Linked DNA regions of Homo sapiens: region 2 is linked to region 1. A link is a loop called in an ENCODE intact Hi-C map of the cell type or tissue named here. Cell type or tissue: heart right ventricle. All regions are shown on one strand.

What was found. Peaks named below come from ENCODE experiments on the same cell type or tissue, not always from the same donor. Only the 100,000 strongest peaks of a DNase experiment are listed, where the experiment ranks them.
Region 2: it touches region 1 in a loop (8-fold over the local background); 27 of 110 quality-filtered maps call a loop at or near these places.

The regions. Positions count from the first base shown.
Region 1 is chr1:33,090,325-33,098,324 of GRCh38, reverse strand. AZIN2 (antizyme inhibitor 2) reads right to left here. Exons shown (of 12, transcript NM_052998.4): 6 at 6,103-6,275; 7 at 4,909-5,043; 8 at 3,612-3,777; 9 at 1,456-1,618; 10 at 146-258. Among named protein-coding and RNA genes, the nearest start is that of AZIN2, 13 kb to the right of the region's middle. RefSeq lists an enhancer at 5,370-6,027. In heart right ventricle, a CTCF peak has its summit at 3,140 (motif pointing left); a DNase peak (open chromatin) is centred at 3,157; H3K27ac peaks cover 1,087 bases.
Region 2 is chr1:33,610,022-33,618,021 of GRCh38, reverse strand. It overlaps CSMD2 (CUB and Sushi multiple domains 2), which reads left to right. Exons shown (of 71, transcript NM_001281956.2): 38 at 405-523; 39 at 1,047-1,116; 40 at 3,402-3,518; 41 at 6,772-6,981. Among named protein-coding and RNA genes, the nearest start is that of ZSCAN20, 140 kb to the right of the region's middle. In heart right ventricle, CTCF peaks have their summits at 4,747 and 4,957 (motif pointing right); a DNase peak (open chromatin) is centred at 4,961; H3K27me3 peaks cover 720 bases.

The DNA of each region.
Region 1 (8,000 bases):
ATTATGGGTGATAACCTTCGTCATCCTTGTTGTCTATTATCGACAATAAATATGTTTGACTTTTTAAAAATTAGATAAAAACACAACAAATGTTATTGAAATACACACACACAACTGAAAACAGGCCCACGTGGGGTAAGCTCACCTTCTGCAGGATGGGGGTAGGGCAGATGTTGTCAAACAGGACTGAGTTGAAGATCCCATACACGCCCTCATCAAGGTGGTACACGATGGTCTTGGAGGTGGAACCATTTTCCTCTGCAGGAGGGGAGGGTTCAGAGGCAGCACAAGTAGCAATGTGAGGGGGTGGTAGTGGGGCTGACACAACAGTGGGCTCAGTAAGGAAGCAAAATGGCTACCCATTCCTCAACCATGAGGCGAGGCCTACAACAAAAGCCATCAGCAGCCATCCTTCCAATGACATGGGTTCACTGCCGTGTTAGGAACACTCACCCCTGCAGCCAAGCAACCTGCCCAGGATGCACTCCCCTGCTTGCATCTGAGCCCCTAGGTGCCCCAGCAAAGGCAGAAGAGCAGCCCACCCAAACTCAAGACCCCAAAAGGTTAAGCCACTTGCTCAGAGGCACATGATAGGGCAGTGGATGAGCCAGAATGAGAAGCCAGGTCTCTTGATTGGATCAGACGGGACAATCCCCCAGGTCTATAAAGGAAGCCAGAAGAATGCCACACACGAACACAGGACATTCTACCTGGAGCCCACCACCCTTCACATGAATTCTCTCTGGGGAAAAGCGCACAGTCCTGAGGCTCCCCTGCATGAGGGTCCCAGAGCAGAGGGCAAGCCTCAAGATCAGAGTCCCTGACACCTGTCACTCACAGGCTGCTATCCCTGACCTATCTGGAAGGGGAGGGAAGAGCACTGATGTTGGTGATGTGGGCCCAGAAGCGCTGAGTCAGCCTAACCTGAACTTGAATCCCCACACTGCCCCTTATCAGCCATGTGACCTTGGGCTAATGACTCAGCCTCCCCCTGCCTATGTTGTCATCTGTAAAGTGGACTCAAACAAATGTAAGCTGTCATTAATTATTTTCATTATATTATGAGAAGCAGTAGGGTGAGTAGGAGCCTGTATTTTGGAGAGGAGACAGACATGGGGTCAAATGCAGGCTCTTACTAGCTATTAAGCAGTTCACTTGTATTCTCTTTGGTTCTCGGTTTCCTCATCTGTAAAATGGGGTCAACAGAGTATCTATTCTCTCTAAGGTTGTTTTGCTCTCAATCTTCACAAAATATGAACATGCCTAGGAAAAAAGATGCTAAATAAATGTCTTGGGGTGGGGCGACTTGACTGAAAGTTTCCCTAAAGCAAGAACCCATTCATTCTCCAGATTCCCCCATCCTCTGCCACTGGGTCTAAAACCAGATCCTGCTCAGCCAACCACTATCTGAAGCTTCAGGGGAGAACAGGGCTCCACTGCCCACCTGGCACCTACCCTCCCTGCCAGGCTGGTCTAGCAGAACCTCCTTCTTGGCAATGATGCTGACTGCCACAGTGAAGGCCGAGGTCACGTAGTAGCGCCCCAGCTCAGCAAAGATGTCCACGCCACAGCCCTCTGGGAAGTACAGGTCCAAGGCTGAGTTGATCACGGAAGCAATCTGGTAGGAGGAGAATGGGGAGACAATTATGTGTTTGAAATGTGGGCTTTATGCTGAAGACTTGCTACAGCTCCAAGTCTATTTCTTGAAAGCTGCTTTGATTTCCGGAAGAAGGATTTGGCAGCTGCTAAGGCCCCAGCTGATAACTGTGGACAGCTGGCCAAGAAGGTAGGAGGGGGACAGAGCTGGGTAGAGAGCCTCGTGCTTGTGTAAATCACCCTCCTCCATGGCCCCACAATGGGAAGGAGTCCTCTTCATATCACACTTGGTACTCAGATTCCAGAAGCCCTGATGTGGATCTTTCTTTCATAAATAACCAGTTTGTTAAATACAGTTGACCCTTAAACAACACAGGTTTGAACCGTGTGGGTCCACTTATGCATGGATTTTCTTCTGCCTCTGCCACCCTGAGACAGCAAGACCAAGCCCTCCTCTTCCTGCTCCTCCTCCACAGCTTTCTCAACTTGAAGACAATGAGGACAAAGACCTTTATGATGATCCACTTCCACTTAATGAATAGTAAATACATTTTCCCTTCCTTATAATTTTCTTAATAATATTTTATTTCTGGCCAGGCATGGTGGCTCATGCCTGTAATCCCAGAACTTTGGGAGGCTGAAGTGGGCAGATCACTTGAGGTCAGGAATTCGAGACCAGCCTGGCCAACATGGTGAAACCCCGTCTCTACTAAAAATACAAAAAATAGCTGAGCATGGTGGCTTGCACCTGTAATCCTAGCTACTTGGGAGGCTGAGACACGAGAATCTCTTGAACCCAGGAGACGGAGGTTGCAGTGAGCCAAGATTGTGCCACTGCACTCACGCCTGGGTGATAGAGTGAGACTCTGTCTCAAAAAAAAAATTATTTCCTCTAGCTTACTTTATTGTAAGAATACAGTATATAATACATATCACACATAAAATATCTGTTAATCGGCTGTTTATGTTATCAGCAAGGCTTCTTGTCAACAGTAGGCTATAGTAGCTAAGTTTTAGGGGAATCAAAAGTTATATGCAGATTTTGTAGTGTGTAGGGGGTCGGTGCTCCTAAGCTCTGCGTTGTTCAAAGGTCAACTGTAATATACTTGATTACAGAAAATTCAGAAAATACAGAAAAGGAAAAAGAAGATAAAAGTCACTCCAAAGTCTATCAACTAGATGAATCTAATTATTGTTAACTTTTTGGAGTAGTGTCTTTAATTATTTTTTATACAAACGCTATTTTTTATTATAACCATGGTAGGTCTCTGTATATGTTTTTGGAACCTGTTTTACTTAATAGACTGTGAACGACCTCCCCACATTAAGGAAGTGTTTTCATCAAAAGGATGTACCATAATTTAACAAATCCTGAGTATTAGATGGACCAGGGAAGTCCACTGGACTTCTGTTAGGAACAAAGCTAGAACAGTCATCTTTGAGGCAAATTCTTTGAGACTATCCCAAATCATTTCTGTAAGGTCAATTCCTACATGTCGGTATTCCCGAAGGAGGCGCCTTCCAAGAAGAGGCGACCTCTAGTGGTTGGAGTGGGAACTGCTAGGACACATTTTTCTTAACTTCACCTCACAGTGGGTAAGGAAAAGGGAATAGAGGAAGAGAATGGACAGGCAGCAGACCAAAGGTTGGTTTTCGTTTCCCTGCCTCCCCACCCGATATCTCATCAGCCCACCTTAGGGTGAAGAGGCCTATCCCGCCCCTTAAAGAGCCTTACGACTTATGTAAATGTGTCCTGGTTATGCCTCCAATTGGCTGAAGTGCATGGCAGGCAGAACCAGGTTCTGCTTTGGGCTCAGGAAGCAATGTAACCTCTGTGAGCCTTGGCTTGCTCAGCTGTAGCACAGGGTTAATAAGCAGTGAGATCACCCAGGTAAGCACCAAGCACTGCATGCAGTGCATAGGACCCACGCACGGTGGTCTCCCTCCGATCATCTAATCCCTCCCTATCCTCCCCGCCATAGAGCCCAGCATGACACTCCCAGCTCCAGGGTTACCTCTTCAAATCTCACTTTGGCCCCTTCTGTGCCAGGGAAGCCACCACCAAGGTCCAGAACGTGCATCTTGTGACCCAGCTCGGTGCCCATTTCAAACACGAGCCGGGCGTCTGCGATGGACTGAGCATAGGCCTGAGGGTCAGGACAGCCACTGCCAATGTGAAAACTGGGAAGAGAGGAAGAGCCTCGGCTGACATGCAGGGCTCCAAGTGCCACCACCTGAGCCCCAGCCAAGAATGACATTGGGCAGGCACATGAGACACTGTGCCCATTTTACAGATGCAGTGACCAAGGTCCTGAAATGTTCAATGGGTTGCCAAGGGCCATATGGCAAGGGAGAAGTGGACAGGAGGCTTGATCCAAGGGCTCCTGGCACTTGGTGCTCCTCCCATCCCTCCTTCTGGGATGAGAGCCAGGACCCCCAAGTCAACCAGATCTGGCTGTGCCTCCCAGTCAGCAGGGTGGCCTTGGCAGCTTACTCAGCTTTGTTTTAGTTTCCCCACCTATAATGCGGGGACAAGACCCACACCACACAAGGCTGAGAGAATGTGCATGAAGCACTTAGCACAGCACCTGGCACACCTAAGTACAGAATAAATGAAGCCCTATATTAGGTAGTTCATTGTTCATTAGGTAGTTCATTATTACTCCTTCCATATCCCTGTAAGAAAAGAGGCACACAGCTGGGTGCAGTGGCTCACACCTGTAATCCCAGCACTTTGGGAGGCCAAGGCAAAAGGATTGCTTGAGCCCAAGACTTTGAGACCAGCTTGAGCAATAAAGTGAGACCCCATCTCTACAACAAATAAAAATTAGTCAGGTGTGGTAATGCACGCCTGTGGTCACAGCTACTTGGGAGGCTGAGGCGGGAGAGAGAATTGCTTGAGCCTGGGAGCTCAAGGCTGCAGAAAACCATGATCATGCCACTGCACTCCAGCCTAGGTGACAGAGTGAGACCCTATCTCAAAAAAAAAAAAAAAAAGAAAGAAAGAAAAGAAAAGAGGCCCCTCAAGAGTGTAGCTGCAAAACCTTTGTCCTACAGGCTGGTAAGACTCCCTCAAAGCCAGGTCTCTGGATGGAACTTCCTGGGACAAGACCTTCTGGGGACCCTGGGACTGGGGAAGGGACCCTTCTAAACTTCCTTTTCAAACAGAGGAAATTCTCAAATGGAAGAATTCCAGGCCCAGGGACAGGCCCTACTCAGAGGCCCTGGGGAAGGTCTCATATAGAATTAATTCCTGGGAAAGAGGCAGGGAGCCTGGTGTGGGAGGGGATGGCAGGGGTTCCCAGTGCTCACCTCACACCCACCACCTCCACATGGTGCTTCTTCGCATTTTCAAGCAGGTGTCTGCAGGATTTCAGTGACACTCCAAACTTTAGGCTCAGGCAGCTCAGGGAGTGGGAGTCATCGGTAGCAATGCACAGAACCATCCTGATGAGACACGCAGTGCCCCTCTGCTGGACAAACCCTGTCGCCCCACCCCAGCCACATCTCTCAATCAAGGGCTGTGAGCTACATGGCTCAGAGCCACCCAACCCCACAGGCTCCCTGACCCCTCCCTCTCCCTACACAGCCAATCAACCTTCAAGTCCTGTCCAATCCATTCTCTAAATGTCCCTGACCCATTCCTGCAGCCCCTGCGCCCTGGTCCAGACCTCACCAACTCTCCTGGGGCAGCTCCAGTCCCTCCAAATCAGTCTCCACACCAGTTAGAGCTTTCAAACTTGTCGTGTATGAGAGGAACCATTTTTAAACAAAGCCTTAAGGAGAACCCATTAATACGATGGAAGCTGCTTTGGATGGACTGGAGTGGCCCATCACCTGGCCACCCCCTTCACCCCAAGGCCCCTCCTGGGAAGTCCAAGGGTGTCCAGTAATCATGTAAAAGGCACAGCCAGAGCAAAACGTCCAGCCCTGACCCCTTCGAAAGTCCATTTGCATCGGCTCCCCGCCCCCGACCAGGATCTCCTTCACCCCCTACACATAGCATGCGTCAGCCACACTAAGTTTCTGCTTACGCTTGAATGTCCCATGCTGTTTCCAACCTCAATGCATTTGCTTACGCAGTTCACTATTTATGCCCCCTCCAAATTCTATTCATTCCTCAAGGCCTGCTTCAAATGCCACTTCCTCCGTGGAGCCTTCCTGACCACTCCCTCGACTCTCTCAAGCCTGTGACTTTGGCCTCCATAACACATGGGTCTCACTCTGCCTAGGGCTTTAACCAGTTATTTCTGCCTTTGTTCTAGCTAGACCCTAGCATCCTGGGTTCAGTCCAGGAGTACCTGCCCCAACCTCCTGCAACTGTGGCTGGGTCCAGGACAGGGTGACCTGCCCCAGCTCCACCCCCTCACCCCACCCCCCCCTTCACTCTGAAGCCCAGCCTTCCCTCAGCCCAGCCTCCCCACAGCCCAGCCTCCCCACAGCCCAGGCTCCCCACAGCCCAGGCTCCCCACAGCCCAGCCTCCCCATGAGTGGTTCTCAGCTTACTTGGCACTGGGGTGGCTCTTTACCACCTTTGCCAGCTCCATCTCATTGTCAAAGCTCAGCAGCTGGATCCCATGCTTGGCAGCATATTTGATCTGTGCAATTTGCTTACAGGGGTTGGCGCAGATGATCTTACTGGCAGGGATTCCAATATGCTGGACCAACTCCATCTCTGCCTATGGGGCCCCAAAGGTGGTTGTAAGGAGGCACCAGGGCCTGCTAGCCCACGGAGCCCAAGGAAGCACAGATGAGGGCAAAGTCATAGCTATGCATAGGGAGGCCCATAACAGTGGGCCTTGCTCTAAGACAACAGATACATAGATATCAGGACTTACATGGATTCACCATTCTTTGATAAGCAGGGCTGCCATGTACAGCCATGCGGGTGGTACACTGAACAATCCTGGGGGTGGGGAGTTCCCATTCAGAATGAATACAGAGTAGATTTGTATATTTATTAAAACTTCCTGGCAGTAAAGCATCTCATTCTAAGAAAATCAGTATATTTATTATAACAATTAATTGTCTTAAGGAAAGGGTACATTTTCTAATTTACACAAAGGCATTATATGGACTCATGGTAGCCCTGACAACAGGCTTCTGACACATTTTCCTGGCAAATTTAAATGTTTAAATATTACTTGGAAAACAGTATGGAGGTTCCTCAAAAAAAAAACTGAAAATAGGACAGGGCGCAGTGGCTCACGCCTGTAACCCCAACACTTTGGGAGGCTGAGGTGGGCAGATCACTTGAGGCCAGGAGCTTGAGACCAGCCTGGGAAACATGGCAAAACCCCATCTCTACCAAAAATACAAAAATTAGCCAGGCTTGGTAGTACATGCCTGTAGTTCCAGCTACTCAGGAGGCTGAGGCAGGAGACTCACTTGAACCCAGGAGGCGGAGGCTGGAGTGAGCCGAGATCACATCACTGCACTCTAGCCTGGGTGACAGAGCCAGACTCCATCTCAAAAAATAGAACTACCAACTACCATATGATCCAGCAATCCAATACTGGGTATACATCCAAAGGAAAGGAAGTCAATATGTAAAAGAGATATCTGCACTCCCATGTTCAGTGCAGCATTATCCACAATCGCCAAGATACGCAAGCCACCTAAGTGTCCATCACAGATGAACAGATAAAGAAAATGTGGTCCACATACACAATGGAATATTATTCAACCTTAAAAATGCAGGAAATCCTGTCATTTGCAGCAACATGGATGAGCCTGAAGGACATCATGTTAAGTGAAATAAGCCAGGCACAGAAAGACAAACATGCATGATCTCACTTATATGTGGAATCTAAAAATGTCAAACTCAGAGAAGCAGCATAGAATGGTGGTTGCCAAGGGCTCGGGTCAATGGCGAGGGGGCAGTGGGAAGAAGTTGGTCAAAGGATACAAAGTTTTAGTCAGGAGAATTAAGTTCAAGAGATCTAATGTACATCATGGTGACTATAGTTAATAACAATATATGGTACACTTGGAAATTGCTAAAGAATAGACCTTAGGGGTTCTCACCACAAAAAAAGGTAAGTATGTGAGTTAATGCCTAATTAGCTTGTTAACCATTCCACAACGTATACATATATCAAAACATCATGTTGTACACCATAAATATATACAATTTTTATTTGTCAGCTTAATAAATAACAAAAGCACTGCTGGTGTATTAGAAAGTCCACCAGACCAAGGATCTTTTGGACAGAGATCACCCCACTCCAAAGGCCTACTCTGTGCACGGCCCTGCACTGGGTGTGCAGGGTGTGCGGGCTCAGCCCTGCTCCTCTTGGGGCCTCCTCTTCATCCCCTTTACTCTAGAACCTGTGGGCACCTGATTGCTGCATTAATGATATGAACAAATGATGATGATGATGATGACGACAGCAACTGTGTTC
Region 2 (8,000 bases), 520 kb before region 1:
CTGTCTTAGCCCACAGGATCTGTCTTCTTAGGGTAAGGAAGACAGAGGGGAGTTAAGAGTAAGAAGCAGGAGGGATGTGGGAGGAGAGCATGCAGAGAAGTCTCCCTAGCTAAGCCCCCTAGCTAAGAGCTCAGTGAGTGGACAGGACAGCCAGCATCCCCTGGGATCACACCCACCTTCTCAAGGAGCTTTGGTCTGTTGAGCCTCCGTGCCATGTAAATATACTCTTTTTCTCTGTGTGCTGCAAGGTGAAGAGAGTTGGGAAGAACTAGCCTACAGGATGAGAGAAAGCACAAATTAGAAGCACCCCTTCTCCCTGCCACCAGCATCTCACCCCAGCCTACCGCCACGTTGACCTGCTGGGCTAGTCCATTCTCCTTTCCTTCTGTCTCTGTCTTGTCTAGCGGTGGGCCTGAGCAGTTGTCCGGAACCTGCTGTGCCCAGTAACGGGGTGAAGACTGGCGAGCGCTACTTGGTGAATGATGTGGTGTCTTTCCAGTGTGAGCCGGGATATGCCCTCCAGGTACCTCCCCTGACACCCTAGAGCAGGAAACAGGTGTCCCCTGAGATGTGGTTGGCCAGCCTTACACCAGCAGAGCTACAGTCACCAAAGAACAGGGAGCAGCCCCCAGGTCCCCCGGGTACCATTATCCTCTCCTGGAGCTGTTCATGCAAAAGATAAACTCTGCTGACTTTAACAATTTGGCACAAGCCAACCTCCAATGTGTTCCTGCAAAGTTGGGTTTGATTCGGCTTTAGGGAAATTTAATTTCCCTTTGAAGGCCATCAGGGAATTTAGTAATTAAAGGACTCTCACAAGGAAACCTCTAATAATGAGAATTCTTTAGTAATCGTTGTTAATAATTGTCCTTCCCCAAATTCTCTCTCCCTCTACCTCACTCCCATCCCACAGTGGATCTGTGTGTCTTTGTGTATCTTGTTCCTTAACATGAGGCCCCTGAACCAGACCCCTGTACAGCCCCTGGTTGTACATACAATTGTGCCCACGGGGACAGCTAGCCCATCCCTGTTCCTGATTCCTCCAGGGCCACGCCCACATCTCCTGCATGCCCGGAACAGTGCGGCGATGGAACTACCCTCCTCCACTCTGTATTGGTAAGACAGCCCAGACTTTACAATTCATTCCAACCAATTTTCTCTCAGGGATCTTAGCTCAGTAGTGTATCATTGAGTTCAAGTTCAAATCAGAAGAAAGTTTGATATTCTGGATTTGTTCCAAGTCAGTCATTTTAAACTGATGTTTTTATAATCTCTAACTCCCATTTAATGCAGTCATCACTTTTGGAAACTCTGCCCCACCAAATGAAAAGTTACAGGAGGTCTGCCCATTTGAAAACATGATGATGACCGTTCTGGCTCTAGTTAATCAACCAGATCCCAGATGGAATTTCTAGGCACTTTGGGCTTCCCCCGTGACTTCTTGTGGGACAGACAGACAAATCTAATAAAGAAATGATGAGGTTGGCCGGGTGCAGTGGCTCATGCCTGTAATCCCAGCACTTTGGGAGGCCGAGTCAGGCGGATCACTTGAAGTCAGGAGTTCGAGACCAGCCTGGCCAACATGGTGAAACCCCATCTCTACTAAAAATACAAAAATTAGGCAGATGTGGTGGCACACACTTGTAATCTCAGCTACTCAGGAGGCTGAGGCAGGAGAATCACTTGAACCCAGGAGGCGGAGGTTGCAGTGAGCTGAGACTGCACCACTGTACTCCAGCCTGGGTGATAGAGCACAACTCCGTCCCAAAAAAAAAACGAAAGACAAGAAAAAAGGAAAAGAAATGCTGAGGGCTACGTGCGAAACAAGGACTTGGCTTCGTCCCTTACCCTGTGCTACGGCAGTGATGAGCAGATCAGCAGACACAAGAAAAGACAGCATCTCCCCTTCAGAAGCTTCTGGTCCAGTTAGGCAAAGAAGAAAGGCACATTTATTTAATATCTACTATATGCTAGGCATGGAGCTTCATATTTCCTCAGATCAGCCCTGCAGGGGAGGTACCATTACCCTCAATTTGCAAACAGGAAATCTCAGTCTTTTAGGATTAAAAAGGAAGTGGCAGAGTCAGGAACGGAAACCTAAGGTTCTCTGGTGCCCAGTCGATTGTGAGGTGCCCCTCAAGGCTGACCTTGGGGCAGGGAGGTAAGGGAGTGACACTCAAGCACGATGGCATTTCTCTTCTGTGGTTTCACCACGGTGTAGGGCATAGGCATCTGTGGAGCAGGTCAGAAATGTGAACGGTCAGCCCAAGGCACTTTCCCCCATTAGAGACTACAAAGACCTTGCTATGGAAACCATTCATTTAACGGCAGCTGCTGTTCATTAGGGGTTTACAACATGTGCCAGCCTTGTCCCAAGTAAATGCAGTCCTTTCTGATATGACCTCACAACAACCCCATTAGAAGGGTGCTGTCACTAGTTCCATTTTACAGTTGTGGGAAACCGAGTTCTGGAGGGTTTTGAACTTGCCCACGGTCCCATCGGAAGTGAAGGTGGGATTGTGACACAGGCAGTCGAGGCTGGAGCCTACTCTGCACTGTTTTCGGGTCTGTTTGCCAAGCTGTCCTCTCCCCAGAAAGCACTTGCCTGGACCTGCCAATCCCTGTTCTATGATCCTTTCCCTGGGTCTCTAAGACTGGCTAGCCCCTTTCTGTTCACACAACCTTTTCCTAATAAGATGCAAAAGAAAAGAACTGATGTCAACTGACCAGACTGCAGGGGTGCCCCAGCCCTGCATCCTCAGATGACTCTGAATTCACCTTGATTGGCATATCAGATGTCCCTAAGCCCCTGGGTCACTCAGACAGCCTGGTGGTTGGCTCCTGTGGGATGCTGATCACCGTCACTTTTCTGAGGATGGGCTCGTGGTGAGCCTCCCCTGCCGCCCACCCTGCCCCCTGAAATATATATTTGAGAAGAGCCTGGCATGGTGCCGGGCACAGAGTGGGGACTTGATGCATGCCAGTCCCCTTCCTTCATCCTTTTTCTGCAGTCTTGAAAGAGTAGATTGGGCAGTGAGGAGAGGGAGATTTGGGGGATACGGTAAGAAATGGTTGGACTTCTTTTGGCACAGAACTTCCTCACTTTTCCTGGACATCCTCACCAGGGAACTGACCTGTGAAGGGCATGTTCAAGGTCAAGAGTCCATAACTTGGGTTTGTGGACTTTTAGGCTGTCCTAGAATGTACCTCCCTTCCTGAATGTACATATTGAATGTTGCCCGTGGGCTTAGTCTTTTAAGAAGATTCCTTTGGATTCTCAAGGGGCTATATGACTCATGAAAGCTTAAAAACTGCTGCTTGAAGGGAGCTTCCAAACATTGGCAGGGCCCTGTACACCCCTTGATGTTGTCCTGACCCTCTGTCTCATCTCATTGTCACAGCACAGTGTGGGGGAACAGTGGAGGAGATGGAGGGGGTGATCCTGAGCCCCGGCTTCCCAGGCAACTACCCCAGTAACATGGACTGCTCCTGGAAAATAGCACTGCCCGTGGGCTTTGGTAAGTCTCTGCAGCCCCCAGAGGAGACAGGCTTCAAGCCCAGACCCTTGAGCTTAAAACTACTGTCCGCCAAAATCTCTTAGCACAAACTTGGGCCAAGTCTGTTTAGTACTCTGCCTCTCTGTTTTCTCATCTGTTGACCTCTTGTACAATTGTGAAGACCAATTAAGAATGGCAGAGATTAACATATAGGGGGGAGAAAAATCTTAGGGGTTGCCATTATTATTATTTGAGCCATAAACTAAAATCCAGGAATGTGGAATGAGAAATTACTCGGATTATACCTAACTAACACTGTATCACTTGATATTAAAAATAAAAAATAAAAATAAATTACTCAGGGACTTAAAAAAAAAGGCGGGGGTGGGGCGGAAATCTGTCGTACAGAGACTGGACCTCAAGTTGTACTTTTAACCCCAGTGTCTAATTTATCATCCTAATTAAATTGAGCCAAATCAATGAGAAATCGAGTTTGCATTCTTCTTCGTATGCACATTCTAGCTGGCCTAGAGACTGGGAAGGTTGTTTTTTTGGTTTTGGGGGGTTATTTTTGTTTTGTTTTGTTTTTGGAGCTGGAGTATGCTAGGCATGGGAGGTTGTCAGGGTGTGGAGGACATCAGTGTGGGTACAAAATGTAATTGCTGGTGATCCACATATTATGCACTGGGAATATCATTTAACCCAAATGTCTCTGTTGAAGGGATGAGGGCTTTGTGCTGACATGGAACTGATGGGCCGTACGCACGGGTCATCTTGCCCAAGCCATTGCACTGCTTCTAGGAATGAAATGTCCCAAGGGGATTATGCCTGCATAGCCCTGAATGCCAGTCTGTGAGCCTCAGAAATGAAGATCTCCCATTTTATCCTTCATTATTCAGCCTGGAGTGTGATTAGAGATTAGGGAAGGGGCTTTTGGGAGAAAGCAGTCTAACTGGCCTTCTCTAAATCCGGTTGGAGGGGAGGAGAGAGCTTGGTGGCCCTCTGAAAGATGTTATTTTCTGTTCAGTACCATCTTCTGAAGGAAACTGGGTGTTCAGTACCATCTTCTGAAGGAAACTGGGAGCAAAGCGATGACGCCCTCGGCAGTCTTAGGAGACTCCAGACTTTGAGACATTAAGAGGATCTGGGAGACCCTGTACCTCTGCATCCAGTCTTGAGGCAGAACCAAGATGATAGAAGGTGGGGAGGGCAACATCCAAAGGCAAACAGAAGTTTGAATGAGGTGGCTTTCCCTGTAAGTCCTTATGTTCAGCCACCATTTTCACCTCTAAATTCTGGGTGCTAATTCAGGTTTCAGGGAAGAAGCTACTGCTGGGTCCAGTTGCAAAGGCCCGGGATCCCTTGCTTTCAAGTTAATGTTGGATTCTGCCGAGGTCCCTAACTTGGTACCTGGTCTCAGCGTGTAAAGAGCTGCTGCAGCTACATGCTGCTCCACTAGATGGCGGTCACAGTCCAGTTCTTTCCTTGGAGTTCAAGTCAGAAATTCCGCCATCCTTAAAGAGCCCCTTCTGTGGGCCTGCAGCCCGCAGGGCTCCTATATGAGGGGACGATGCCTGGGCAGTGGAATGGAAAGCACAGGCTCCTCAGATAATGTATACAAAGATGTCATCACAGCCTAACACGGTGAAAACCCGTCTCTACTAAAATACAAAAAATTAGCTGGGCCTGGTGGCGGGTGCCTGTAGTCCCAGCTACTTGGGAGGCTGAGGCAGGAGAATGGTGTGAACCCGGGAGGCGGAGCTTGCAGTGAGCCAAGATCGTGCCACTGCACTCCAGCCCGGGCGACCGAACAAGACTCTGTCTCAAAAAAAAAAAAAAAAACCATCACAAAATTATCTGCAACTTGGAAACAATCTGCATGTTCATGAGTTGGGGAGTGAACTGTATGGTTGGATAATTCATAAAATGGAATTAACATGCAGTTAAAATGAATGAACTATATTTTTGTATATTAACATGGATAGACCTTGAAAAACACAATATTATGTAAAAAACTGTATGTACAGTATAATATCATTTATGTAAATCTTGAAAACACATAAACCCAGATACATATTTAAGAATCCAAAACCATGAACTGGAAGGATAGCTTCCAAATTCATGTGATTGCTTCTGTGGAGGGCAGGAAAGGAATGGAACAGGGCAGGAGATGAAAGATCTTCAACATTAAGTGTCGAGTCTTTATTTTATTCTTTAAATGATCAGATGCAAAAAGAATTATACTCGTGCTTATTCTGAGCTTATTTGATAGCACAGATAAGCCAATTTTAAAAATGAAAATCCATCTATAATCTCATCGTGCAGCGATAATCACTAATGGCTTAGTCTCCCAGCGTTACCATGTAAGTCTCATGAAGACAAGGACCTTCTTGATCTTGCTCATCCTGTACAATGCCTAGCACAGCCCTGATGTACAGCAAATGCCCAGCAAATATTCCTAGCAGGCAAATTAATATTCTTCCATGTTTTATAATACAAAAATTAGAATTGTATACAGCATACTATTTGTCATCTGATTTTTACAATTATCAATGCAATATGGGCTTTTTCCTATGCTCAGTAAATATATTTCTTCAATAACATTTTCCATGGTGATCTAATTTTGAAAAATCTTATCAGTAAACAAACATAAATGTTCCCACCTTCGTTCTTGAAAGAGTATATTACTATGTACATTAAGAACTTAATTAGATTTATTTAACCTGTCAGGTTGCTAGAATGTCTTGATTAACTCACTAAGATCCCAAAGTAGAAACTTTATTTGGCTTCTTTATGGAACAGAGGGGACAATGTATACTTCTAAGCCCTACGTTTCTGAATTATCATAAGAGTTCTAGAAAACAGCAGTATTGAAGGTCTTGTCTTTTGATTAAGTATTGGGGGTGTTATTTTTAAATGAAAAGTTTATTCTAGCAAAACTATCTTTATGCTGATATTGGACATATGAATCATAAATTTAAACAAGTGTTGACCCTGAACTTTGTTTTCAACAAAATAAAATGAACTCCAGTGGAGCTCTGAAATGACTGATGCCTTTATTTTTGAATGAATAATACACTTTTAAGTTCAGCCCTGTCAAAGACAAGAGACTTGGCTGGACGGGCAATTCCCAAAGCCAGTTCTAGGAGCCTTGGCTGGGTGGGAAATCAGTAGCAGGGACTCATGGCTCTGGCAGGAGCTGCTTTCATGAGGCAGCACACTTGAGGCAGGACTGTGTTGCTTTGGGCACTGTCTGCCTCTGTCTTGCTCCCAGGAGCTCACATCCAGTTCCTGAACTTCTCCACCGAGCCCAACCACGACTACATAGAAATCCGGAATGGCCCCTATGAGACCAGCCGCATGATGGGAAGATTCAGTGGAAGCGAGCTTCCAAGCTCCCTCCTCTCCACGTCCCACGAGACCACCGTGTATTTCCACAGCGACCACTCCCAGAATCGGCCAGGATTCAAGCTGGAGTATCAGGGTAAGGACAAGGAGCACCGCCTTTGCTTCTCTGTCTATCTCCATCTCTTGCCCCAGCCACCCACCTTCCCAGCCTTCCATGTGGGGGAAAACAGAACACCATAAGGGGTGGGTTGCGGTGGCAGGCCCAGTCAGGGAAGCTTCCTTTTGGTGGCAGATCTCTCCGGACCCCATTTGTCAGCTTAAGTTCTCCCACAGCCTTTTCAAGAGTGGCAGGCCCAACAGCACCCTCTGAGGCTCCCACTCTGTACAGCTGTCCCTGGGCAAGTGGCCCATCTGTGCCTTCTCAGGTGTCCCAAACTGTCCAGCCAGTCACTTCCCCTCGGGCTTGATAAACTGAATTACTTCCCCAGGGTCCTTCCCTGCACATCAAGCCCAATTACTCTCAGCAAAGCTCTTCCTATGACAGGATGGAGGATTCTAGTAACAGTCCCAAGGGCACCTCTAAGCCTTGCACAAGGAGCAGGTTTTCCTGTGAGGCCCAACCACACTCACCACAGCTCCACCTCTCTGAAGTGGGATCCCGTGACCGGCCCCACTCATTCTGGGACATTCCCTGGAAAGAGCCCCATCTACACTCAGGTTCCCCTGTGTTGTAGACCATCCATCACCTGTGGATGTGGAGATTGTGCCCAACCTGTGCAGCTGTACATGGTCCTGAGTAAGCCCAACCTCGCCCTTGGATGCTTCCCTTATTGTGACTGACCGAAGCATTTGTTCTAATCCCTTTCCCAGATTCTTCCACTGAATTTTTAAAAATATTTTTAGATTTTTTTTCCAATACTAATTCATGTTTGTAAAAAAAAAAAAAAAAATCTAAACACTGTAGATAATTTTGTGAGCACATTGTGTTAGCTCAGGCTGCTGTAACAAAATACCATAAGCCAAGTGCCTTACAAACAGCAGAAATTTATTTCTCACAGTTCTGAGGGCTAGGAAGTCCAAGATCACAGTGCCAGCAGATTCCGTGTCTGGTGAAGACCCACTTTCTAGTTCATAGACAGTATCTTCTCACTGCGT